Regions from separate parts of the Mus musculus genome. Here regions 1 and 2 are each linked to region 3. A link is a loop called in an ENCODE intact Hi-C map of the cell type or tissue named here. Cell type or tissue: heart. All regions are shown on one strand.

The links. Hi-C counts contacts between places; a loop is a spot of excess contacts. Peaks named below come from ENCODE experiments on the same cell type or tissue, not always from the same donor. Only the 100,000 strongest peaks of a DNase experiment are listed, where the experiment ranks them.
Region 1: a loop joins it to region 3, with 3 times the contacts of the local background. A loop is called at or near these places in 8 of 42 quality-filtered maps.
Region 2: a loop joins it to region 3, with 3 times the contacts of the local background. A loop is called at or near these places in 16 of 42 quality-filtered maps.

Annotation. Positions count from the first base shown.
Region 1 is chr10:79,709,316-79,717,315 of GRCm38, forward strand. It overlaps Bsg (basigin), which reads left to right. Exons shown (of 8, transcript NM_009768.2): 3 at 356-512; 4 at 743-825; 5 at 945-1,087; 6 at 1,323-1,605; 7 at 1,941-1,965; 8 at 2,179-2,664. The coding sequence ends at 2,242. Hcn2 (hyperpolarization-activated, cyclic nucleotide-gated K+ 2) reads left to right here and starts at 7,319. Exons shown (of 8, transcript NM_008226.2): 1 at 7,319-7,904. The coding sequence starts at 7,354. In heart, a CTCF peak has its summit at 3,303 (motif pointing right); DNase peaks (open chromatin) are centred at 166, 2,790, 3,346 and 5,862; H3K4me3 peaks cover 1,989 bases; H3K27ac peaks cover 1,019 bases; H3K27me3 peaks cover 3,168 bases.
Region 2 is chr10:79,690,995-79,698,994 of GRCm38, forward strand. It overlaps Gzmm (granzyme M (lymphocyte met-ase 1)), which reads left to right. Exons shown (of 5, transcript NM_008504.3): 2 at 1,827-1,986; 3 at 3,130-3,268; 4 at 3,357-3,623; 5 at 3,993-4,267. The coding sequence ends at 4,166. Among named protein-coding and RNA genes, the nearest start is that of Gzmm, 6.0 kb to the left of the region's middle. In heart, a CTCF peak has its summit at 4,399 (motif pointing right); DNase peaks (open chromatin) are centred at 3,027, 3,387, 4,487, 5,237 and 2 weaker places; H3K27ac peaks cover 2,195 bases.
Region 3 is chr10:79,784,046-79,792,045 of GRCm38, forward strand. Prss57 (protease, serine 57) reads right to left here and starts at 4,940. Exons shown (of 5, transcript NM_001042710.1): 1 at 4,798-4,940; 2 at 3,313-3,466; 3 at 1,710-1,854; 4 at 301-564. The coding sequence starts at 4,897. In heart, a CTCF peak has its summit at 57 (motif pointing left); DNase peaks (open chromatin) are centred at 4,546 and 5,736; H3K27me3 peaks cover 1,906 bases.

The DNA of each region.
Region 1 (8,000 bases), 75 kb before region 3:
CCCCTGCCTCCCCTGTGATTGTCTGGCAGGGGTGGGGTCTGCTGCCCAAGTGTTCGCTCTGACTGTCTACTGCAAACCTGAAAATTCCAGCCAGACTTTGCAGAGCCCTCTGGGGGTTTAGTGTCCAGTTCTGAGTGACGGTCAGATAACAGTGAGGGGACCACATGGCTGTGGGAGCAGCAGGCGGGGCTTGGGCAGCTGCGTCTCTTATCTTGAAGTGGTTTGTAGTGCAGCATCAGCTTGCTTTAGCCGTCTGGGGCTGTAGACTGTCAGCCGCTGTGATTCCAACAGCAGACCTCACAGAGTGGGGCTGACTACTATGCTGAGCTTATACTCTTTCTCCCTGTGGCTTCAGCGGGCACCATCCAAACCTCTGTCCAGGAAGTCAACTCCAAAACACAGCTTACCTGCTCTTTGAACAGCAGTGGCGTTGACATCGTTGGCCACCGCTGGATGAGAGGTGGCAAGGTACTGCAGGAGGACACTCTGCCCGACCTGCATACGAAGTACATGTGAGTCCACAGTGCTCAAAGGACCCTGTCCTGATGCTGTCCATGGGGACCTGCCTCCATCCTGACGTGTAGCAGTGCCAGGCTCCACACAGCTCTGGATTGGCTGGGTGGCCTTACCTGTATAGCGTGAGAGAGCCCAAGGCCCTATGATCTGCACAGAGAGCCCTGGTGGGGAGGTGGCCACCATGCCTTGGGAGTTCCTTACCTCACCGAGGCTCTGTCCCCTGCAGAGTGGACGCAGATGACCGCTCTGGGGAATATTCCTGCATCTTCCTTCCTGAGCCTGTGGGCAGAAGCGAGATCAATGTGGAAGGTAATCTGTGGGAGTGGTGGGGGCGGGCCAGGAGGTGGCTGGCGTGAAGGCCAGGGACTGGTGTTGGGGCTGAGAGCAGTCTACAACGTGCTTGGGCATCAGGGTTCTCATCCTCACAGGGCCACCCAGGATCAAGGTCGGAAAGAAATCAGAGCATTCCAGTGAGGGAGAGCTTGCGAAACTGGTCTGCAAGTCCGATGCATCCTACCCTCCTATTACAGATTGGTTCTGGTTTAAGACCTCTGACACTGGGGAAGAAGAGGTAAGGGCTGTGAGGCTAAGGACATGGAGCTTGAGTGGTGCCAAGGACCAGGCTGCAGTGGGAGCATGAGGTTCTGGACATGGGGGTAGGGGAGGCGGCAGAAGGGGCACCGGGTGCTAGGAATGGGAGTGGGGATAAGAGCATCAGAGGGGACACAGGAGAGGACGCTTTGGTGTGGGGATCTGGGACAGTGTAGGACAGACTCTAGCATGACATGACAAGCCCTTCTCCCTAGGCAATCACCAATAGCACTGAAGCCAATGGCAAGTATGTGGTGGTATCCACGCCTGAGAAGTCACAGCTGACCATCAGCAACCTTGACGTAAATGTTGACCCTGGCACCTACGTGTGTAATGCCACCAACGCCCAGGGCACTACTCGGGAAACCATCTCACTGCGTGTGCGGAGCCGCATGGCAGCCCTCTGGCCCTTCCTAGGCATCGTGGCTGAGGTCCTGGTGTTGGTTACCATCATCTTTATCTATGAGAAGAGGCGGAAGCCAGACCAGACCCTGGACGGTGAGCAGTCCTGGGTCTGGGTGAGTGGGTGGGATGCCCTCAGTGTGTCCACCTGGAGGAGAGTGGGGTCTGCTTGTAGCTCACCCTCCTCCTTCCTCCATCACTTGGCCACAAGCTGCTGTCCTCTGGGGAGCTCGCTGTGAGGACTTGGGGCTGTGGGTGCCTCTAGCTGTACACTGCATGGCGAGCTGGGGTAGGATGTGTTGGCCTCACCATGTGTTGATCATCTGATGTACGACACTTCTGCAGCACCATGAGGGTGGCAGTGTGGGGCCAAGTTCACACGAGCCCTGACACATGTCCTTTCTCTTTCATGTGGCTGCTCCTGGCTGCAGAGGATGACCCTGGCGCCGCCCCACTGTAAGTCCAGCCACTGTGGGCTCTGGGGAGCTAGCTGTGTGTCCTATAGAAATGGGGGATGCTCTGGGACTCAATGTGTGTGTCCATCTTTCATAGGCCTCAGTAAGTTCAGGGAAGGTGGATGGCTGCTGTTGAAATAATGGCCAGATTTCAGTGGGGTTGAGGCCAGCCCTGTGCCTGTTAAGAGTAATGAGCCCTGTTTTGTATCCCCAGGAAGGGCAGTGGAACTCACATGAATGACAAGGACAAGAATGTACGCCAGAGGAACGCCACCTGAGTGGTGGGGCAGGCGGGGGAGGGGAGGTGCCCAGGGTGCCTGACCCCAGGCCAGCGTCTACCTCCACTCCAGTATCCCATCCTGTCCCGATTTGAACCTACCCAACCCAACCTATCCCAACCCAAGTGAAGACAGAGCCTTACCTTACAGAAAACCCACCTGGAAGAAGCAAGCCACTTGCAGCCCCTGTTTCTAATTTAAACTAAATGAGGTTTCTATGCAGACAATCCATTCCTTAGGGGTTTATGTTTTTATTTTTCCTTCCCTTCTGAAGTGTTGTCACTACAGCCCTGTGGAGTGGGGGAATGGGGCCTTGTCCTTGGTCAGGAGGGAAGGCCAGTGCATGCTCTGACTTACTGTTGGAGGGGGCTGGGCCTGCTGGAACCCCCCCAAATAAAGACCTACCCCACCATGTGTGTGTCACTACTTGAAACTTCAGGACCCCATCTTAAAGGGAGAATGAGTGTTGAGGTCATATACAGGAGGGGTTGTTGATCAGCACGGCCTGGGGCACAGGTAAGTGCATGGTCCCTAGACCAGTGGTTCTCAACCTTCCTAATGTTCTGAACCTTTAATATAGGATATCTGGTGTGACCCCTTTGAAAAGGTTCTTCAACAGCACCCCCTAGGGGTCCTTAGAAGTTGAACCTGCAGGTACAGCCTTAGTCCTCATGGGTGTCCAAGAAAAGCTGTCTTCATAAGAACACTGCTGACCACCACTGATGTCCTGTACAAGCCTAGTACTGATCTGGCTGGTGGGCACCAGTGGGAAATGGGCAGTCAAGGGACTTGCTGGCTGGTTTTAACTCTTAAATTTTGGGCAGGGGTCAGGACAGGTGTATGTGGTGGTATAGTCTGACTCCAGAGAGACAGCTTTGATCCCAGCAGAGTACATCCCAGAGTGGTGGTGGTTAAGGGAGAGAAGTCGGGGGGGGGGGGGGGGGGGGAGGCGGGGCGATAGCAGACCTTTCTGAAGACTCCCTGAGGTAAAACAGGCCCTCCGCTTCAGGCCAAGGAAAAATTCCTCAGACACCTCCCTGGCCTTCCAGCCACTAGAGGGCGCTGCACTTTAGTCCACTGAGGAAACCGGTGCCCTAGACCCAGCCAAATGGCTGGCTTATCTTTAGTACACACATGCAACTGCATATGTCTGGCACCTCACCCTCTTGTGGAGTTCTTAGAAGAACAGGAGAACCTGCTTAAGGCTCAGAGTCATCCCTGACTACACAAATGTCCACATGGGCCTGTGTAGAGAGAAGCCTAGGGCAACCACTTCCAGCAGTGGTGACCTATGGTGTGTCTGGGGTTCTGTCCATTAAATCAGGACACCCTCACCTCTGCAACTGCAGGTGCAGCCCCAGTCCTCACGCACTTCCCTTGGGGTCTCAAGGCAGGTACTGTGGGTCTTAACATCTGGAAGACAGGACACAGGTGTTTAGAAAGTAGTTCTATTTAGGGGTTCACCTCCAGAGCAGTAGTTCCCCCTTGAGAAGCAAAGGGGCATATCCACATCTTTCAGGCTGTCCAAACAGCCCAACCAAAGCCTAACAAATACTGGCTGCTTGCCCCTCGGCCCAGGATAGCACAGGAGCAAATGTTCAAACATGACCCTAAAGGCTTCTCAGTTCCTGAGATGAGATGGGTACAGGGTCAACTTTGTCAGAAACAGGACAGCCTGGAAACCACAGGGACTTGAGATCCAGCCTCCAGCTGGCAGGCAGAGACAAATCCCAGGGCCTTTGTAAAACAAAGACTCATTGATGGGGTAGGACTCAACATGGACTCAGCAACTCACTGGTCATTTCTGCTCCAAGCAGACGTCTGTCAAACCCTCTCCAGCCCTTGGTCCACCTACTCAGTGCCATCCTAGTCCATAAGGCAGTGTGCAAGTGGGCAGGAGGACCAGACAATACATAGCAGCACTGAAGTTTGTAGAGGCCATGACTGTGAAGTCTCATAGATGGGGGCTCATGGTGAGCCAGTTTCTCCACACCCCAACTGGGGCCTGGGGGAGAAGCACCCAGGCCAACCATAAGTGAGTAAGACAGGCTGGCGAAGTGATGCACACCTGTTGGCACTCTGCAAAGTGGAGTCAGAAGGATCCGTTCAAGGTCACCCTCAGCACATACTGACTTCTACAGCCTATGTCATATGAGCCATTGTCTCCAAAAGACAAAAATAAAATATAGCCATCCTCCCTGGATGTGCATATGCCAAAGAAATTGAGACCCCAGGAAGATGTGCAGTGGACACCCAGGCTGTATGTGTGTAGATCAGAGCCTGAGACGTCCCTTTACCTTCAGGTCAGGAAACCCACAATGCAGATCCTGGCAGCCAAGGAGTCCAACTTTGGCTTGCTGAATGCTGTTAGGGCAGCTTCCCCATCTGGTCTATGCCTTCCCTGGCCTGGCCTGGTTCTGACTCAATTCAAAATACCCCAGAATCGTGAATAGGAAATGACTGGTTAGTGTTGGGAGGGCAGGGAAGAGTCTAAAGGAGACCCTTGAAGCAAATGATTTGGTCCCTAGGGTTATTGGGTTGTTGATTTATTCGCTTGGTTTTCTAAAGGTCATGATGAGGTTGTGTACCTGTGTGTGATGGGGGAGCTATAGGGCTGAACTGAAGTTACAGATGTGTACGATTGATTAACCGATTGATCAACCATTGATTAACTGATTGACAGGGTCTCATCAAGTAGCACTGGTTACTCTGCAGTTCACTATGAAGATCAGGCTGGCCTCAAACTTAGAGACCCCTCCCAAAGGCTGGGGTTGAAACTAGAGAGTAGAGAGGGCTCAGCAGTTTAAGAGCATTTATGGCTCTTGCAGGTGATCTGGGTTTGGTTCCCAGAATCATTCATAGCTCCAAATCGCTCCAGCTCCAGGGGAATCCAACACCCTCTTCTGGCTTCGTTAAGGACCATGCTTGCATGTGGTGTACATACATACATACATACATACATACATACATACATACATATATACATACATACATAATACATACATACAGACCGACAGACAGAAAGACAAATAAAATGAGACAAATACATCTAAAAGACAAAAACGTAGCTAAATAAGTAAGGACAGCTCCTGAGTAATGACACCCAAGGTTGACCTCTGGCTTCTGCACATGCACACATACACACACATACACATCAGCCCTGAGCCACTCACTTACTGAATATCAGAAAAAAACCTCATGTGTCAGCATGGACATGGGGAGACCAGGTAGCCACAGCTAGTTTCTACTCGTTGAAAGCACCTGGCTCAGGGCTGGAGAGATGGCTCAGTGGTTAAGAGCACTGACTGCTCTTCTGAAGGTCCTGAGTTCAAATCCCAGCAAACACATTGTGGCTCATAACCACCAATAATGAGGTCTGACGCCCTCTTCTGGTGCATCTGAAGCTACAGTGTACTTAAATTTAATAATAAATCTTAAAAGAAAAAGAAGACACCTGGCTCTTTTTAGAATCCTTTGTGAGCCCAAGGGCTGCCTGGCAGAGCAGTCTCCTGGCATGGCAGGTCCTCTGCCAGCCAGTAGCCATGCTGCCTCCTCCCCTGCACTCAACCACAAGTCCTGGAGCTCTGGCGACCTGCCCAGCTGACATCTTCCCAGGGTGAACATAAAAGATCCCCCTTCATCTGGAACAGGCATGTGCCCTGGGGCGGAGCAGCCTGGCACTGTCAACTGTGATGTTCAAAAGTGGAGGCCAGAGGGGTGCCAGGGGCAGCTCCAGAGTCCCCGGGGTCGGGGCAGCCCATCTGTGTCAGATGAGGGCATGCAGCTGGCATGGCACATCCAACATCACTGGACACCTACTGTGAGCAGACAGAAGTCATAGCCCCATTCTTGAGACACTCAACCAATAGCTAAATATGAGGTCAGGCCAGAAACAGTGAAGGCTGTAGGGACCTTGATGACCCATAAAGGGCTGGAAGGGTCCAAGAGAAGTTAAGAGGGACCCAGAAGATCTAAAAGGGTCTAGAAAGGGTCCAGAAGCATCCAGGGGAGTTTGTAAAAGGTCAGAAGGATTTAAGTGAACTTAGGGTCCAGGGAAATAAGGGAGAATCTAAGGATGCCCAGAGGGGACATAAGAAGGTCCCAAGAGTCTCCTGAATGAGAACTTTCTTCCCACCAGTTCACAGCTATTCTTCCCCTGTATTTCCTCCCTTCTCCCCAACATCCTGTCATAAAATCCTCTCCACTCTTTGGTGAAGAAGGGTGGGAATTTAGAGTCAGAACTAGTGTCACCTGGCTCCAGCCTCAGGCCACAGCCTTAGGACCCCCAGGAGCCAATGTCTCCCCGGACCTGGGGTAAAGTGTGGAATGTAACTGATGCCTGAGTCAAGGTGGCAGAGAGTAGGGGTCGGGTATATGTACAGAGGCAGAAGTTGAACCAGGATCCCCTGGAGACCGCTAAGGACTACCTAACCTGGGATCCTCACTTTTTAAGGGAGAAGTCGCCAGAAGCCACAGGAGTCTTGCTACTGTTTTTGTTGCCTGACCATGCCTCAGTTTCCCCACAAGTAGGGCTTGGAGATGGGCTGAGATTAGAACCCAGAATGATCTCAGCCCTTCTCACAAATATTCATAGGTTTCTGCCTTGGAGGCGGTGAAAGCGACAGAGCCAGAGATATGGTAGCCTCCGGGAACACACTTTTATTATGGAATCTGCCACCTTGAACCGAGAAAGGAGTTGGCACCCGAGGGGTGAGCGTCAGCGGTTGCCCCGCCCGCGGTGTCCTCGAGATCGCGGAGGAACCCCAGAGTGGACCAGGGCTTGGTCTGCATCGTGCGTCAAGGCAGGGGCCCGCCGGCTGGGCTCTGTGACCTTGGGTTCGTCCTTGGCCTCAGTTTCCCCCTGGGGAACCGAGCCTGAGCGCATCTCCAAGGTCTCAAGGGGCTGACTGACCTTGAGCCTGCTTGCTGGCCAGAGCCTCAGTTTCCCCATCCATCCCTGTGTGGGGTGAGGGTGGTTCAGGTGGAGGCGGGGCTCCCGCCCCCGCCCCTCCCCCGCAAGCAGAGGCTCCACCCCCGGCTCCGCCCTCCCTCGGGCTCGGCCGGCGGCGGCGGCGGCCGCTCCGCTCCGCACTGCCCGGCGCCGCCTCGCCATGGATGCGCGCGGGGGCGGCGGGCGGCCGGGCGATAGTCCGGGCACGACCCCTGCGCCGGGGCCGCCGCCACCGCCGCCGCCGCCCGCGCCCCCTCAGCCTCAGCCACCACCCGCGCCACCCCCGAACCCCACGACCCCCTCGCACCCGGAGTCGGCGGACGAGCCCGGCCCGCGCGCCCGGCTCTGCAGCCGCGACAGCGCCTGCACCCCTGGCGCGGCCAAGGGCGGCGCGAATGGCGAGTGCGGGCGCGGGGAGCCGCAGTGCAGCCCCGAGGGCCCCGCGCGCGGCCCCAAGGTTTCGTTCTCATGCCGCGGGGCGGCCTCCGGGCCCTCGGCGGCCGAGGAGGCGGGCAGCGAGGAGGCGGGCCCGGCGGGTGAGCCGCGCGGCAGCCAGGCTAGCTTCCTGCAGCGCCAATTCGGGGCGCTTCTGCAGCCCGGCGTCAACAAGTTCTCCCTGCGGATGTTCGGCAGCCAGAAGGCCGTGGAGCGCGAGCAGGAACGCGTGAAGTCGGCGGGGGCCTGGATCATCCACCCCTACAGCGACTTCAGGTGCCGCCTCCGGGAGGGGCCCGTCCTTGGCGCGCCCGGGAGAGGGCGGGGCGCCACGTCCCGGATGGTGACCTCGGGGTGGTGGCAGTTCGAGTC
Region 2 (8,000 bases), 93 kb before region 3:
GGTGAAAAGCTATTCAGTTGTGGGTGGTAGCCACAAGTTGTATAGACAGAGGTCAGCCTGCCAGTTTGTGAACTGGGCCCTGCCACTTGGTGACACTTTCTGTGACACTTTCCCAGAGAATATCCGGTTTCTCTTTAGACTTGGTTTGAGTTTTTTCGTCGTTTTTTTTTTTTTTTTTTTTTTTTTTTTTTTCTTCAAGAATTGCTGGACTGAGCTGGAATGATGGCTCAGTTAAGAGCGCTGACTGCTCTTCCAGAGGTCCTGAGTTCAATTCCCAGCAACCACATGGTGGCTCACAACCATCTGTAATGGGATCTCTTCTGGTGTGTGTCTGAAGATGGCTACAGTGTACTCACATAAATTAAAAAAAATTGCTGGGCCAAGGTAGTACAGCAAGCCTTTAATCCCAGCACTCAGGAGGCAGAGGCAAGTGGATCTCTGAATTCTTGACCAGCCTGGTCTACAGGCAGCCAGAGCGACATAGAGAAACCCTATCTCTAAAATAAAGCTTCAAGAATTATATAGAACAAAGAACTCTGCTCTCTTCTATGTGTAAAGGCCCTGGGATGGGCAGCAGATCCATCAAAGTATTGATGGGCCCTTAAAAGCTGCCTGTAACACCTGTGGACTGGCCATGTGGCTCTGAGCAAGGTGGGGTCTCCAAAGCATGATGGAAAGGAGACTTTTGAGTTGGATCACAAATTCTTATCAATACTTATTTTAAATTCTGTTTGTTTTGTTTTGTTTGAAACAGTTTTCTCTGTGTGCTCTGGCTGTCCTAGAACTCCCTCTGTAGACCAAGTGGGCCTCAAACTCAGAGATGCCTCTGTCTGGACTGAGACTAAAGTCTGGCTTATTTAAAATTTTTAATCTGATCCTATTTCTACCTCCCCAGGGCTGGGATAACGGGTGTGGACCACTAGACCTGGATTCTGTGGTTTGGAGGGACTGGAACCCAGGGCTTTGTGTATGGTAGACAAGCGTTCTACCCACTGAGCCCAGCCTGGTATTCTATATCAACCCTTCAAAGAAGTTTGCAGAGAAACAATTCACACAGTGCACAGCTCACTGAAATTCAGAAGCCACACAAGAATGGAGACACTCCCACATCCCCCAGGAACACTCATGCCCACACCCTAGCACCCGCAAATCCACATCCTGTCAGAGTTTCACAGTGACTTTTTGTGACTGATTCTCCCCCAAGCATCATATTCTCAAGGCCCTGCCAAGTGTCAGAACCCCACTCCTGTCTGTGGCTATGTAATATTCCAGTGTGTGAGCAGTGTGAATCAGTTCCTCTGTGTGTGTGTGTGTGTGTGTGTGTGTGTGTGTAAGGGTGAGTGCAATGCCCAAAGAGGCCAGAAGAGGGCACCTGATCCCCTGGATCCTATGGTTACCAAGGAAGGGCATATGTTTATATGTGTACATACGTATGTACACATATATATATGTGTGTGTGTGTTGTATGTATGTATGTATGTATGTATGTATGTGGAAGGGTGAGTGCAATGTCCTGAAGAGGCATCTGATCCCCTAGAGCTGGAGTTCCAGGTAGCTGTGAGCTGCCTGGTATGGGTGGTGGAAAGTGAACTCAGTTCTCTGCCAGAGCAGATAGTTATCTTACCCTCTGAGCTCCTCATTCACACTTTAAGCCTGGCCTCTGACAGCTGAATAGTGTCTGACTGAGTCTTGGAGCCCTGTGGCGTTTGGGCAGGGATCAGTGGGGACTTCAGACAGCTGACCTGCCAGATTCAGGTCTTCCAGGCTCAGCAGAAGGCCAGGATGCAGCACCTCCAAACAGCCCTTCCCCACCCCCTTCTTTTCAGCAGGCAACAGATTTGAGACCCAGATCATTGGGGGTCGAGAGGCAGTCCCGCACTCCCGCCCATACATGGCCTCTCTACAGAAAGCCAAGTCCCATGTGTGTGGGGGAGTCCTTGTGCATCGGAAGTGGGTATTGACAGCTGCCCACTGCCTGTCTGAGCCGTGAGTATCCCTCTCCATGTCCCACAGTGGCTGCAGGCACTGAAGGACTTATCCCAACCCTCTCTAGGCTGTATAGGCTGTGGGTTCAGGTTGGGTGGGTCACGTGGTACAGGAAAGGACACCTCCTTCCAATCCTTTCTGTGACACCTGGTAACTTGTGAAAGCCAGCCTTCCAGTAAGACATAGCCAGCCAGCCAGGCGTGGTGGCACATGCCTTTAATCCCAGCACTCTGGAGGCAGAGGCAGGCGGATTTCTGAGTTCGAGGCCAGACTGGTCTAAAGAGTGAGTTCCAGGACAGCCAGGGCTATACAGAGAAACCCTGTCTCGAAAACAAAACAAAACAAAAGAAATTATTGGAAAAAAAAAAAAAAAAAGCCGGGCATGGTGGTGCATGCCTTTAGTCCCAGCACTTGGGAGGCAGAGGCAGGCAGATTTCTGAGTTCGAGGCCAGCCTGGTCTACAAAGTGAGTTCCAGGACAGCCAGGGCTATACAGAGAAACCCTGTCTCAAAAACACCAAAAAAAAGACAGAGCCATCAAGAAGCCACTAAATAAATAGATCCATCTTGATAGGGCTGGTAGAATGACTGCTCATGCCGGTCTCACCCTCAACACTAAAGAAAACAGGAGCCCAGAGCAAAAGGAGGCAGCTCTTGGGTGTGACCGCATATGCAGTCCCAGCTCTCAAGGAACCTGAGGCATGTAGATCTCTACCTGACCTGCACAATTCCAGGCTACATAGTAAGATCTTATCTTAAAGCCAAAAGGGATTATTAGCTCATGTGTTTCAGAAGGCTAAGCTTCAGCTTGATCCAGGTATTTATCTGAGGTTCTCTCACGTGGCTTGCAAGTGTGACATAGGAGTCTTATGTAAAGAGGTTATTTCTCTGTAGTGTGGACAATGCAGGAAGGCAACACAAGTTGACGGACCCGCAAGCCTAATCACAGACGAGAGGCTGCAGGTGGGGGATGGGTACTAAATTCCCCCAATCGGGGCTGGGTGAGAGCCAGAGAGGAGGACGGAGAAGATGGGAGATGTCCTGCCAGGTGTGGACTGGGGAGGCTGCCATGGATGTGTGGAAAGGGGGGAATGGCAGTTCTCAGGCTGTGGGCAGTTGTGGGTGAGCAAGGTTTGCATTGCAGGCTACAGAACCTGAAGCTGGTGCTTGGCCTGCACAACCTCCATGATCTCCAAGATCCTGGCCTCACCTTCTACATCCGGGAAGCCATTAAACACCCTGGCTACAACCACAAATATGAGAACGACCTGGCACTGCTTAAGGTGCGGGCGAGATGGGGTGGGGTAGCTGAGGGCCTGCCATAGTAGCCTGGCTTCTATCTGCCACTTACTGATTCTCCTGTCCCCACAGCTAGATAGACGAGTGCAGCCCAGCAAGAATGTCAAACCACTAGCTCTGCCAAGAAAGCCCCGATCCAAGCCGGCAGAAGGTACCTGGTGCAGCACAGCTGGCTGGGGAATGACCCACCAGGGTGGGCCCCGGGCCAGGGCCCTGCAGGAGTTGGATCTGCGTGTGCTGGATACCCAAATGTGTAACAACAGCCGCTTCTGGAACGGTGTCCTCATAGACAGCATGCTATGCTTAAAGGCTGGGAGCAAGAGCCAAGCCCCCTGCAAGGTGAGAAGGATGGCCTGTAGGCTTGGCCTGGACAGCTGCCCCAACCAGCCTCTGACACCCTGGGGAGTGGAAGGAGGGTGGGACTAACATTCACCTCACTTCTCAGACACGGAAACTGGGAGGGTAAAATACCCGTGTCTAGGTTGGAAGTCAGGAAGCCGGAGAATTGTGGTTTGAAATCCAGTACCATAGATTAGGCATCTGGGCCTAGAGCAAAGGCCCTGGGGTACAAAGAGGAGAGAGAAGGGAAAGGAAGAGGGAAAGAGACAGGAAGGCAAGGGTGCTTACAAGAGGCCCCAGCACCTCCCAGGCCCCTGTTCCCCAACTGCAGGCACAAAGGCTGACTTGTGTGTCCCTCACCTCATGCAGGGTGACTCTGGAGGGCCCCTGGTGTGTGGCAAAGGCCAGGTGGATGGGATCCTGTCTTTCAGCTCCAAAACCTGCACAGACATCTTCAAGCCACCTGTGGCCACTGCTGTAGCCCCCTACAGCTCCTGGATCAGGAAGGTCATTGGTCGCTGGTCACCCCAATCTTTGGTCTGATGTCCCAGATCATCTGGGACACCATTCTTGATAGCGGGGGCTGGGAAGGGACTAGGTGTGCCTCTGAGGACCAATAAATCCTGATATATCTGTTGAGTCCACCCCTGTCTGCCTCTGGCTTCTGCAAACCTCCATTCCCTCTATAATGATGAAGGTGACCCTTCAGGATGGCTGTCAGGAGAGTCCTGGGACACAGGCCTGCTGGGAGGCAGAGCAAGAGCAATTGCAACAGTGTGGCCAGCAGGGGGTGCAAGCTACCCTCTGTGTCTATCACATGAGGTGGGAGGAGATGGGAGGCTTCACATGGAACGTCCCCAACTTCTGTTTTACTGACACCTCGACAGGAGCAGCCAAAGTGTCACTCCAGTGGGTATCAGTAGACCCAGCATCGGTTCCAGAACATTCCATCACTGTGCTTCCACCTCACACGAAGCCCAATCCCCGCCCTGCTCCGCACAAACCTCCCTGGACTCTTCCTGCCTGCCATGTCCGCTCATACTGGATGGCCTTTGTTTGTGTCAAGGTCTACATTGAGCTTGATGTCCTCAAAGTCCCTTCTTATGGTGGTGGGGGTAAGACCCTCCCTCCTCTACCTGGTTTCCTTGGGCTCTAAATTAACTGGACAGAAAAATGCATTGGCAGGAAAGAAACCATCACAAGTCTAATAGAGAAGTTAGTGCCAAGCGTGCCTGGAAAACATGGCCCTCAGCCCAGTCCTGTCAGCTCTGCCATCGGGAGGCTGAGGTAGGATTGCTTCCATTCCAAAGTCAACCTGGGCTGCCTGCGAAACAGCCTGTCGCAAGGTGGGGGCCACCTATCTCTGCAGCCTTCTCCCAGAACATTCTTTTCTTCCTTTGAGAGAGAGTTCCACGCAGCCCAGGCTGGCCTCAAACACCCTGTGTCTAAGGTAGCCGAAGATGACCTTGAGGTCCTGGTGTGCCTGCTTCCACCTCCTAGATGCTGGGGTGACAGGCGTGTTCCACAAGCCCTCTTGAGCCTGGTGCTAGGGAGCATGCTCCATTGCGCTAACCCCCTTCTCTCTTGCACAAAAAGAGCTTTGTGAGAACAGGAAGTCTGTAAAAGGCCAGCCAGGAGTCAGAGGGCGGAATTACAGCATTGAAGCTTAAATGCCTTGGACGGCTTATTTTCCCACCTGCACTTTGTCCCAGAATTCTAAATTGGCTCAGCCTCGATCTCTACCCTGCCCTAGGGAGGATCCCACCTGCCTCACCTGGCTTCTGGACTCTGGCTGGCCCTGGTTCAGTCAAATAGGTTTCAAAGGTATCAGCAGATTAGCTGGGGTTTATCGACAGAGAAGGGCATGCCTGGAAGCAACAGATCTGGGAGCCTAGCACGCAGGAGGCTGGGGTGGGCAGGGCAAGAATTCCAGAGAAGCCTGGGCTGCAGAGCTGGACAGACCACTCATTAGTTAGAGCGCTGGCTGCTCTCAGAGAGGACTCAAGTCTGACTCACACATGGCGGCTCAGAAACACTTGTGACTTAGGTTCAAGGGGACCAGATACCTTCTTCTGGCCAGCCTCTGAGGCAACCTCCCACCCTATAGAAATAAATCTCAAAAGAGTGAGTAGAAGCACAAGACTCAGAACTTCAAGGCCATTCTCTGCTACTTAGGCATGTGAGGCCAGCCTGGGCTACATGAAACCATCATCCTGCCTCCACTTCCCCAGTGGCAGGCAGATATCACATGCTTTTGCTCTATGGAAGCCCATGATGTGCTAGAACTCCTACCAAGTAAGTCCTAGGCTAGCCCTATCTTTCTCTTTTTGTTTATTTTTTTCTTCTTCTTCTGTTTTCTTATTCATCTATGATTTTTTGAAGCAAGGTCTCTGAATCCCTGGATTCCTCTATATAAACCAGGCCAGCCTAAAACTCACAGAAATCCTCCTGCCTCTGCCTCCTCAGTGCTGGGACTAAAGGCATGCAGCACCATACCCCATTCTTTTTCATCTTTGAAATGAAGTCTCTCTCCAGCCCAGGATATTTCTTGGTTATCCTGTTCTCCCACCTTCAGAGGGAGAGAATTAGAAGTGTGAGTCACCAAGTATGGCTCACTTCATCCTCTGTGACATCTGAGCTCTTCCCTCTGGCCCTTCACAAACACTCACAAACAGTCCCCAACACCTAGGTTGTGTGTGCAAGTTAACCTTGGGCGTCACAGAAAGTTGTTTTTAATTTTCTTGTTTTGTTTTTGTTTGTTTGTTCTAAGACAGGGTTTCTCTGTATAGCCCTGGCTGTCCTGGAACTCACTCTCTAGACCAGGCTGGCCTCAAACTGCCTCTGCCTCCAGAGTGCTAAGATAAAGGCCTATGCCATCAGATCCAGCTGGGTTTTTTGAGACAGGGTCTCTTACTGGGACCTGGAACTCACTGAATTAGCTAGCCTGGCTATCCAGTGATTCCCAGGGATCTACCTATTCCACACCCCCATAGTCTCCACCCCAGTACTGGTTTTAAAAACCCTTGACACCACTCCAGGCTTTCTCTGCAAAATTGAGCTCAGATCCTTACGTCTGTGCAACAGACACTTTATTCCTTGAGGCTGAGCCAAAAGGTGGTAGCACACTTCCTTAATCCTCCAATTGGGAGGTGGAGGCAGGCAGAACTCTTGAGTTTGAGGCCAGCCTGGTCAACAGAGCAACTTTCAGGACAGGCAGGGCTACACATAGAAACCCAGTCTGAAAAACAAAACAAAACAAACAAAATAATTAATAAATAAATAGTTGATGTTTATCTGTAAACCCTCAAACACTCATCCATGGTCCCTTCTCCCCTTAGAGGTGTGGTGGTCTCTGTCTCTGAGTGTTGCTCTAGCAAGGTCGGTAAAGCCTAATGTACAGAAGGAAGTGGCCAGTTGGGCCTCAGCCACCGGCCTAAACACGCACAGCCACCAGCTGGCTGGACTTCCTCACAGCTCTCAGGCCCCCACCAGGGTTCTGGAGCAGCTTCAACTGGACACAGATCAGAGGTGCCAGGCCTGTGAGGCAGGCAAGTTGTTTTACTGCTGCTGTCGAAGCCTCCTCAGCTGTTGCTTCCTTCTAGTAGCAGTCCCACCCATCCCATGAGGAGTAGGAGTTCAAAGGCCGACCAAAGACAGGAGCCGGATGGGACCTACCTTAGCAGATAAGCAGCAATATGGAGCTCGGAGTTCCTGCACCACCTGGCAATGCCATGAGGTTGTTCTCTTCTCTTCTCTTCTCTTCTCCTTTTCTCTCTCTCTCTCTCTCTCTCTCTCTCTCTCTCTCTCTCTCTCTCTCTCTCTCTCTCATTGCCTAGTCTGCCCTTGAGCTCACAGTGGCAGTCATCCCCCTGCTTCAGTTTCCTGGGTGTCAGGATGACAGACATGCACCAGCACACCTGGTTTCTCGCCAGGACAGCACCGGTTAGCCCCTCAGCTTCTGATCCCTAGATACCACAGGCTGAGGACCTAAGGAGGCTGGGGCCAGGGCCTGGGAGGTAGGACAGGACTCAAGAAACATCTCACTGGGAAGAGCCAAATAGAAGAGCACCACCGGACAGCTAGTGGTGTCCTGGTGCCATGGCAGTGAACATAGCAGAACACAGGCAGGTAGCCTGGCCCTCAGGGTTCAGCGCGCATAAGCAGCTGGCATGGTGGCTACTTTTCTGTTGCTGTGATAAAACACCAAGACCAAGTCAACTTATGGGAGAGACCGTTTGTTTAGGCTTACAGTTTCAAAGGGTTAGAGTCCACCATGGTGGGTCACCCTGACAATAGGTGCCAAGCTGAAACAGTGAACGAAATCTCCACACCCACCCATGGTGACATACCTCCACCAGTATGGTCGCACCTCCTAAA
Region 3 (8,000 bases):
TGCTGTCATCTTTTAGGACCCCAGGCCTGGGGAGATATCTGTTGCGCCCCCTACTGGACGTGCCTCGTATGTTTAGACATACATCTCCTGGGCATTTTTGTGCAGGATACATAGAGGCTGCGGAAATGACAGTAACTCTGTATGATTCTCAATCACCCGTCACTTCCCTGGGCCTCAATTTCTCCATCCAATCAAACATTAATGGGACTCAGTTCTCAAAGGTAGCCTGCTTCCAACTCTGACCCCTTTTGGGTGCCTCGGTTTTCCCATATGGCAAGCAAGCGGGATGTAGAATCATACCGAGCAGAAACCACGCCGCCGGCGGTCCCCACTGTGAGTGCAGAGCATGGCAGGATTCAGCTGGCCCTGCCAGGAGCTGTTGCAGACACTCAGATCCAGTATGCGCACCTCGACTTCCATCAGTCCAGGCGGAGGCTCCTCAAAGTCAGACACGAAGCCCCAGCCGGATACATGGCAACGCGTGCCCGCAGCAGGTGGCTTAGCATTTCTCCGAGGCAATCGTAATAGCCTCACAGCGGGGCCCAGGACAGCAGAGCCGTTCAACTGCAGGAAGAATGCTAGATTCAGTGCCACCCACTCTCACACCCGACTCAGTGTCCCTATGGTGTCTAGAATCAGTAACAGATGTGGTCCACCCTCCATCAGACACTGCCTCCAACTATACCAGGCAGCTCCATCATGGACCAAGGATATTACCTTCCACCTCATCTCGCAGAGTCCTCCTCGCTTCTCAGCCCTCCATAACTCCCCTTGTCCTTGGGGTGAAGGCTCCTGGCCCCACCGGTGATTCCAACCCCCTTGCGAGTTTCCCAGCTGGAGTACCTTCCCATTGAGCCTCAGTTTAGACATCACTTCCTTCAGGAGGCCTCTGAAACTCTGCAGTGCAAACAGGCACCTCGGGACCCCTGTGCACCCAGTTAGCTGTGTAGCTTTGCCAGGTGGCTGCCTGGGGCCTCGGCCGGGTCTCCTGCCACACAGCTGAAGGGTGTGGAAAAAATGACCAGACCCAGGCACATCTCGATACACTTCTACCTAAGTTTCCCCATTTTCCAGCCTCAGTTTCTTCACTTGTACTGGGGGTCAGGTGACTCTAAGGGGTCCTAACCCCAGCCTCTGGCTGTGGAAACCCTCATTCACTCCTGTTTTGTCCTAAAATACAAAAACAAAACCAAAAAAACCTCACCACCACACCCTGAAGCCCACAGTCCATGGAGGGCTTGCAAAGGTACCTCCTGTAGGCCAGCTCTGAGACAGACACACCCTCGAGAAACAGAACCCAAGGGGTTCTTGGCTTTGGTTCTTTTGTTCTGACAGATGGAAGCATGGAGGGCTTAAGGCAGTTCAGATGGATGACAGGATTCAGAGACCCAGGCCTGAGCTCATAGCAGAGCCTTTTCCTAGCGTGAAAGAAAAGGGTCCAGGCTGGTTGTGGTGGTACTGGGGAGGCAAAGGCAGGCAGATCTCTGTGAGTTTGAGTCCAACCTGGTCTATATAGTGCTTCAGGATAGCCAGAGCTGTATAGCAAGACCCTGTCTCAAAAAGAAAAGAAAAAAAAAAAAAAAAAAAAAAGGAAAGGAAAGGGAAGAAAAGAAAGAGTTCATCCCCAGCCCCACAAGTAAATTAAATGAATAAACTCAGAAATCAGATGAGCCCTGACCTGCCAATCACCCTGCTGCAGCCCAGCTCACCCTTAGCAGGCAGATATCGTTGGCCTGTGTGGCAGGCTGGAAATCAGGATGGCTGACAGCAGCTGCAATGCTAAATGTCTGCTGTGTGGGCTCTGGGGCGAGCAGTGCGTGGGCCCCCAGCACCACCAGCCCCATGGAGGGGTCCCTGCAGGCCAACAAGAGGAACAAAGTCACCAAGACTGCCCTGAAGTCATGAGGTCATACAACCCCACCCTCTCCAGGCAGCCTCCAGTCCTTGCAGTATTAACTTCCAGAGTTATAAAAATAAGCTTAAATGGAATACAATAAACCTTATTTGTTATAATTCTTAATTCCATAATACTATTTTTTTTTTCGAGACAGGGTTTCTCTGTATAGCCCTGGCTGTCCTGGAACTCAGTTTGTAGACCAGGCTGGCCTCGAACTCAGAAATCCGCCTGCCTCTGCCTCCCGAGTGCTGGGATTAAAGGCGTACGCCACTGCGCCCAGCCATAATACTATTTTGTAGCACTGAGTATAAAACTCAAAAACCTCCCAGGCTGGAGAGATGACTCAGCAGTTAAGACCACTGACTGCTCTTCTGGAGGTCCTGAGTTCAATTCCCAGCAACCACACATCTGTAATGGGATCCAGGGCCCTCTTCTAGTGTGTCTGAAGAGAGCAGCGGTGTACTCATGTACATAAAAATAAATAAACAGCCAGGCAGTGGTGGCACAACCCTTTAATCCCAGCACTTGGGAGGCAGAGGCAGGCGGATTTCTGAGTTCAAGGCCAGCCTGGTCTACAGAGTGAGTTCCAGGACAGCCAGGGCTACACAGAGAAACCCTGTCTCGAAAACCCAAAATAAATAAATAAATAAATAAATAAAATACATCTTTTAAAAAAAAAGAATTTAAGGGGCTAGAGAGATGGCTCAGTGGTTAAAAGCACTGACTGCTCTTCCAGAGGTCCTGAGTTCAATTCCCAGCAACCACATGGTGGCTCACAGCCATCTGTAATGGGATCTGATGCCCTCTTCTGGTGTGTCTGAAGACAGCTCCAGTGTACTCACGTGCATAAGATAAATAATAAATCTTTAAAAAAGAAAAGTGAATTTAAAATAAATAAATCTTAAAAAAAACCAAACAACCCTAAAAACCTCATGCTTCTCACTGAGCAAGCACTCTACCTGACCCCATCCCCACCCCTCACTGAGGGTTCTAGGCAAGGGCTCCACAAATGGGCAACACCCCCAGACTCTCACTTGGGGATTCTATGCGGGGCTCCATCCCTGAGCCACACTCCAGTTAAGACCTCTACTATTTAACTACTATCCTATAACTGTCTGTCTGTCTGCCTATGGAGACATGGTTCCAGACTGTAGCTAACACTGAGCTTCATTTTTCCATCCCCCTGAGCCAGCCTCTGGGTAGCTGGAGTCCCCGGACTGTGCTGCTCTCCCCACAGTTAATGTGAGTCCAAACAGTAGCACATGTCGCTTGTGTCGAAGATGATCATAGTTATTATGTTTGATTGTTATCACCAGAAGTGCCCGGGCGTGGGGGTAGAGAGTTGGTCCTGTCTGTGTCACATCCTGGCTTCCTGATGGCCTTAAGTTTATCCCTCAGTGGCCCCAGCATGTCACCTGTCACTGAAGCAATGGGCAGCTGACACCACCCAATGGGTATGAATCAGGAAGCCTCCACAGTAGTGATGGCCCTCGAAGCTCACAGAGGCCATATAGGGCCGGGAATGTGGCGTTACCTCATGGCCTCCAACAATGTAGGACCCACAGCAACCTGGAAGAGGTGGGGCAATGTGAGAGACAAGGACAGGACAGGTAAATCAAGGGCAATGGAGCACAGCCCTGGCAGGGAGTAGGGGTGGAGGCTGGGCTGAGAGGAAGGGGCAAACCTAGAGGGAGGCATCCAGGAAGCAAAGGCAGGAGGATCTCTGTGGGTTCAGAGTCAGCCTGGTCTACATGGAGAGTTACAGGCCAGCCAGGGCTACATGATGAGACCTCGCCTAAGAGTGAGTGTGTGTGTGTGTGTGAGAGAGAGAGAGACAGACAGACAGACAGACAGAGACAGAGACAGAGACAGAGACAGAGACAGAGACAGAGACAGAGACAGAGACAGAGATGAGACAGACAGACAAAGCCAGTCCCAGGCACCCTCAGCACCACATAAGCATGGTGTAGCAGTGCAGGCCTGCTGTTTCAGAACTCTGGAAGTGGAGGCAGGAGGATCAGGAATTCAAGGTGATTCCCTTTTCAGCTGCCCAGCTATTTCAAGGTGCCTGGACCACGAGAAACCCACTTTACTTAAGAGAAATAGAGGGGACCAAGTGGTGGGGCACACCTTTAATCCCAGTGCTTGGGAGGCAAAGGCAGGCAGATTTCTGAGTTCGAGACCAGCCTGGTCTACAAAGTGAGTTCCAGTACAGCCAGGGCTACACAGAGAAACCCTGTCTTGAAAGCAAACAGATAGACAGACATGGATGGATGGATGGATGGATGGATGGATAGATAGATAGATAGATAGATAATTAAAGACTGAGGCTAGGAGACCTTTTGGGCCTGTGATAGGTTCAGCAGGCAAAGGCACATGCTACCAAGCTTGACAATCTGAGTTTAATCCCAGGAACCCCTATGGTAGAAGGACAGAATCGACCCCTGCAAGTTTTCCACTGGTTGTGACAAGCACTATCTACATGTACTCTCTCAAAATAAATAAATGTAATTTTTAAAAAATAGGAGGCTTGGAGAAATGGCTCGTTATTTAAAACCCCTGGCTGGTCTTACTGAGGACTTAGATTCTAATGCCAGCATCTACATGATTGTTGGAACCGACTGTAAATTCCAGGGGATCTGATGCCACCTTCTGGTTCCTCCAGGTACTGCAGGCATGCAAACATACAGGCAAAACACTAATACACACAAAAATAAAAACAAAACAAAACAAAAGCTAGGAAGCCCAGTCTCCACGATCTTGTACCTGAGGTGGCTGAAGTCCCTACTGGCTGCCCCACCCCCACCCCATAGCCTCCTGCCTGAGCAAGAGTACACGTGCATCCTGTGTGGGAGCCTGGTCACCTTGGGTAGGGTCTAATGGCCATTTGGAGTTCTCACCAGGGAGCCACATGAGCTGGGTCAGGGCAGCTGCTGTAGTCAGCACCAGACAGTGCCAGCCTCCTCTTGTCCCAGGCACCATAGCTGTAGAGGATGGCATCTTTCTGGTGAGGTCTGCAGGTGCAGGAGGCACCCAACGGTTCAGTCCAGAAAGTTGTTCCGGGTCTGTGGTCTGTGGTCAGAAGGTGGAGCAGGCACTTCTGGAAATCAGGGGAGGCCACGTTACTGTTTCTTGTCTCCAACTGTGCTGCTCATGAAAACCCAGAAGTTTAGAAACAAGATTGGTTTGTGAGCTCAAACTCCCCTTGTACCTTCCTACTAGATTATCTGGCCACTGAACGCATTCAGACCTTCTCAGGGGACAGTCATCCTGGAAGCACCAACTCTGCTTATCTGTCTGTCCCCAGCCAGGTAGCCCAGGAGCAAGCACCTTGACCCTTGACCTCAGTTTCCCCATCATGAACCTGAGGTCAGTGAGGACCATAAAGCTAGTTCTTTGGGGAGGGCTCTGAGTTGGGCTGACTTTATTGCTTTTACTGAGGTCCTACTGTATACCATACTTCCTTGGAAGAACTGGGGACATAGCAGAGAGTGACCCTAAGGTCTGGAGTCCAGAGACCACCCATCAGGATATGTGCTGGGCTTGGGTTTCCTCGTGGTGGGGACCTTTGGGAGAGAAAGTTCAGTTATCTGGCCTCTAATTCAATACGCTCTTGAACTAGCTATCCAGCTGAGAATAGCCCTGAACGCCTGCCTGCCTCTCCCTCCTCTATCCTCCAAGTGCTAAGGCCACAGGTGTTGTCTACCATGGACCCACGTAAGGTGGGAACATAAGCTTCCCCTAGGTTGTGAGATGGAGCCCAGAGCACACACTGGCTGGGCTTGTACTGGTCCATGCTTGTTAGCAGATGCTGCAGCTTTAATTAAGTCTGCTACAGGCTATGCCCTAGTTGGCCTGTAGGACCCACCCCAGGGCTGATGCAAATGGTAGGTACCTAAGAGCAGAGAGGGGCTTGGGTGAACTCAGGGTGCACAGTGGTCCCAGACAGCTCAGGAAGGGGAGAGGGCTCAGGGTCAGCAAGGGCATCCTGCAGGAGAAGGCACTGTTGTCTTAGCAACAACCTCCCAAAAGGGTCACTCCATCCCCCACTGAGGATGCAGGGGGAAGCTCTGCACCATTGGCCTTTGAGGGAGCCAGGGCTCAGGAAGGTAGTAGTGACCAGACACAGAGCAGGAGGGGAAGGAGGGAGAGACCCCAGAGAGCCAGGGCCAGAGGAACATAAGAGAGTAACAGAAACAGGTGAAGGTGGAATGAGACAGAGAGGGAGGGGAAGACAAAGACAGAGATAAGGACAGAAAGAAAGCCAAGCCTGAAGAGGATGCATACCTTTAACTCCAGCTCTCTGGAGACACTGGCAGATGGGTCTCTGAGATTAAAGCCAGCCTGTTTTACAGAGTGAGTCCTTGCCAAACAAAAAGCAAGCAAGCAAGCAAACAAACAAACAGAAAGCAGGTCTGGGGAGAAGGCTTAGCAGTTTAGAGCACTGGCTACTCTTCCAAAGGACCTGGGTTTGGTTGATAGCACTCACATAGTGGCAGTGGATCTGTCCCCACTTCTGGCTCCTGTGGGTACTGCATGCATGTGGTATATACACACAGAAAAACACTCAGAAAATAACAAATAAAATAAATGAGAGGGAGACAGAAACAGAGATGAAGACAGCGATATAAAGAGAAATCAGCGGGGATGACGACAGAGAGTGGGAAGGTGTGTGATGCAGGGTGGGCGCGTGCCTTTAGTCCTAGCTCTAAGGCAGAGGCAGGCAGATCTCTGTGAGTTCAAGGCCAATCAGGTCTATAGAGTGAGTTCCAGGACAGCCAGGGCTACACAGAGAAACTGTGTCTCAGGGGGGAAAAAAATCGCACAGCAAGTGCAGGAAAAGTTCAGGCTGCAGACGCAGGAGCCCTGTTGCTTCTCTGTTTCCTTCTGCTTTGATGAATGGTTGTGAAACCATCTTGCACTCACCTCAACTGCCAACTGCCAAGCTCCCAGCAGCCATCTGGACCCTGGCCTGGCCTGAGAAACCCAGGAAGGGCTCCCATCTCCGTTCTGGGGCATCTGGGAACCCTTTGAGATATTAATTAATTTATTTATTTATTTATTCACTGCCTGATTTTTGTGTTTTTGAGACACTATGTGTATATAGAGACCCAGTGAAGATCTGTCAGTGGCTTTGACAATGAGAGACGAATGGTGTGCAAGGCTCAGACATGCCCCCAGCTCACCAACCAGGACGTTGGCTCTCCATTTCCTCCGACTCTCCTGGAAGTGGCTCTCTTTTTCTTAGACAAGGACTCAGGTAGCCAGGTTGCCCCCAAACTCACTATGTAGCCAAGGATAACCTGGGACTTTTATCCTCTACTTCCCAGGTGCTGAGGTGACAGATTTGTATAGCCACATCAGCTCACTTCGGGCTTTTTTCTTTTTAAGATTTATTTATTTATTTATTTAATATATGTGGTGAGTACACTATTGCTCTCTTCAGACACACCAGAAGAGGGCATCATATCCCATTACAGATGGTTGTGAGCCACCATGTGGTTGCTGGGATTTGAACTCAGGACCTCTGGAAGAGCAGCCAGTGCTCTTAACCATTGAGCTATCTCTCCAGCCCATAACTTTAAAAATACATATCAATACATACACACATACACATTGGTCTCCCTAGGTAGCCCAGGTGGGCCTGGCACTTGTGGTCAGGGAGACTCGGCATGTGTCACCATGCCCAACTCCAGCATCCCTTACTTTTTAATACTTGATTTTGCTTGTATGCATGTTCTGTGTGCAGTGTAAGCACATGCGAGTGGGGCATGGAGAGCAGCCCCAGCTCTCCTTCCTTACCATCTATCTGATTTTCTAGGGCAGGATCTCTCCCTGGCCTCAAACTTGCCTTGTGCTATGACGGATGGCCAGGGAACCCCAGAATGCTTGTGTCTCCCCTTCCCCAGTGTTGAGCTTACCACCATGTTGAGCATGCCACCATGTGGGTAGGGATTAAACACAGACCACTGCTTGCACAGAAAACGCTTCAAATCTTCTTTTTAAAATAAATAATTCTTTAAATATTTTTTTAAAGATTTATTTATTTTACCTATGTGAGTACATTGTCACTGTCTTCAGACACACCAGAAGAGGGCGTCAG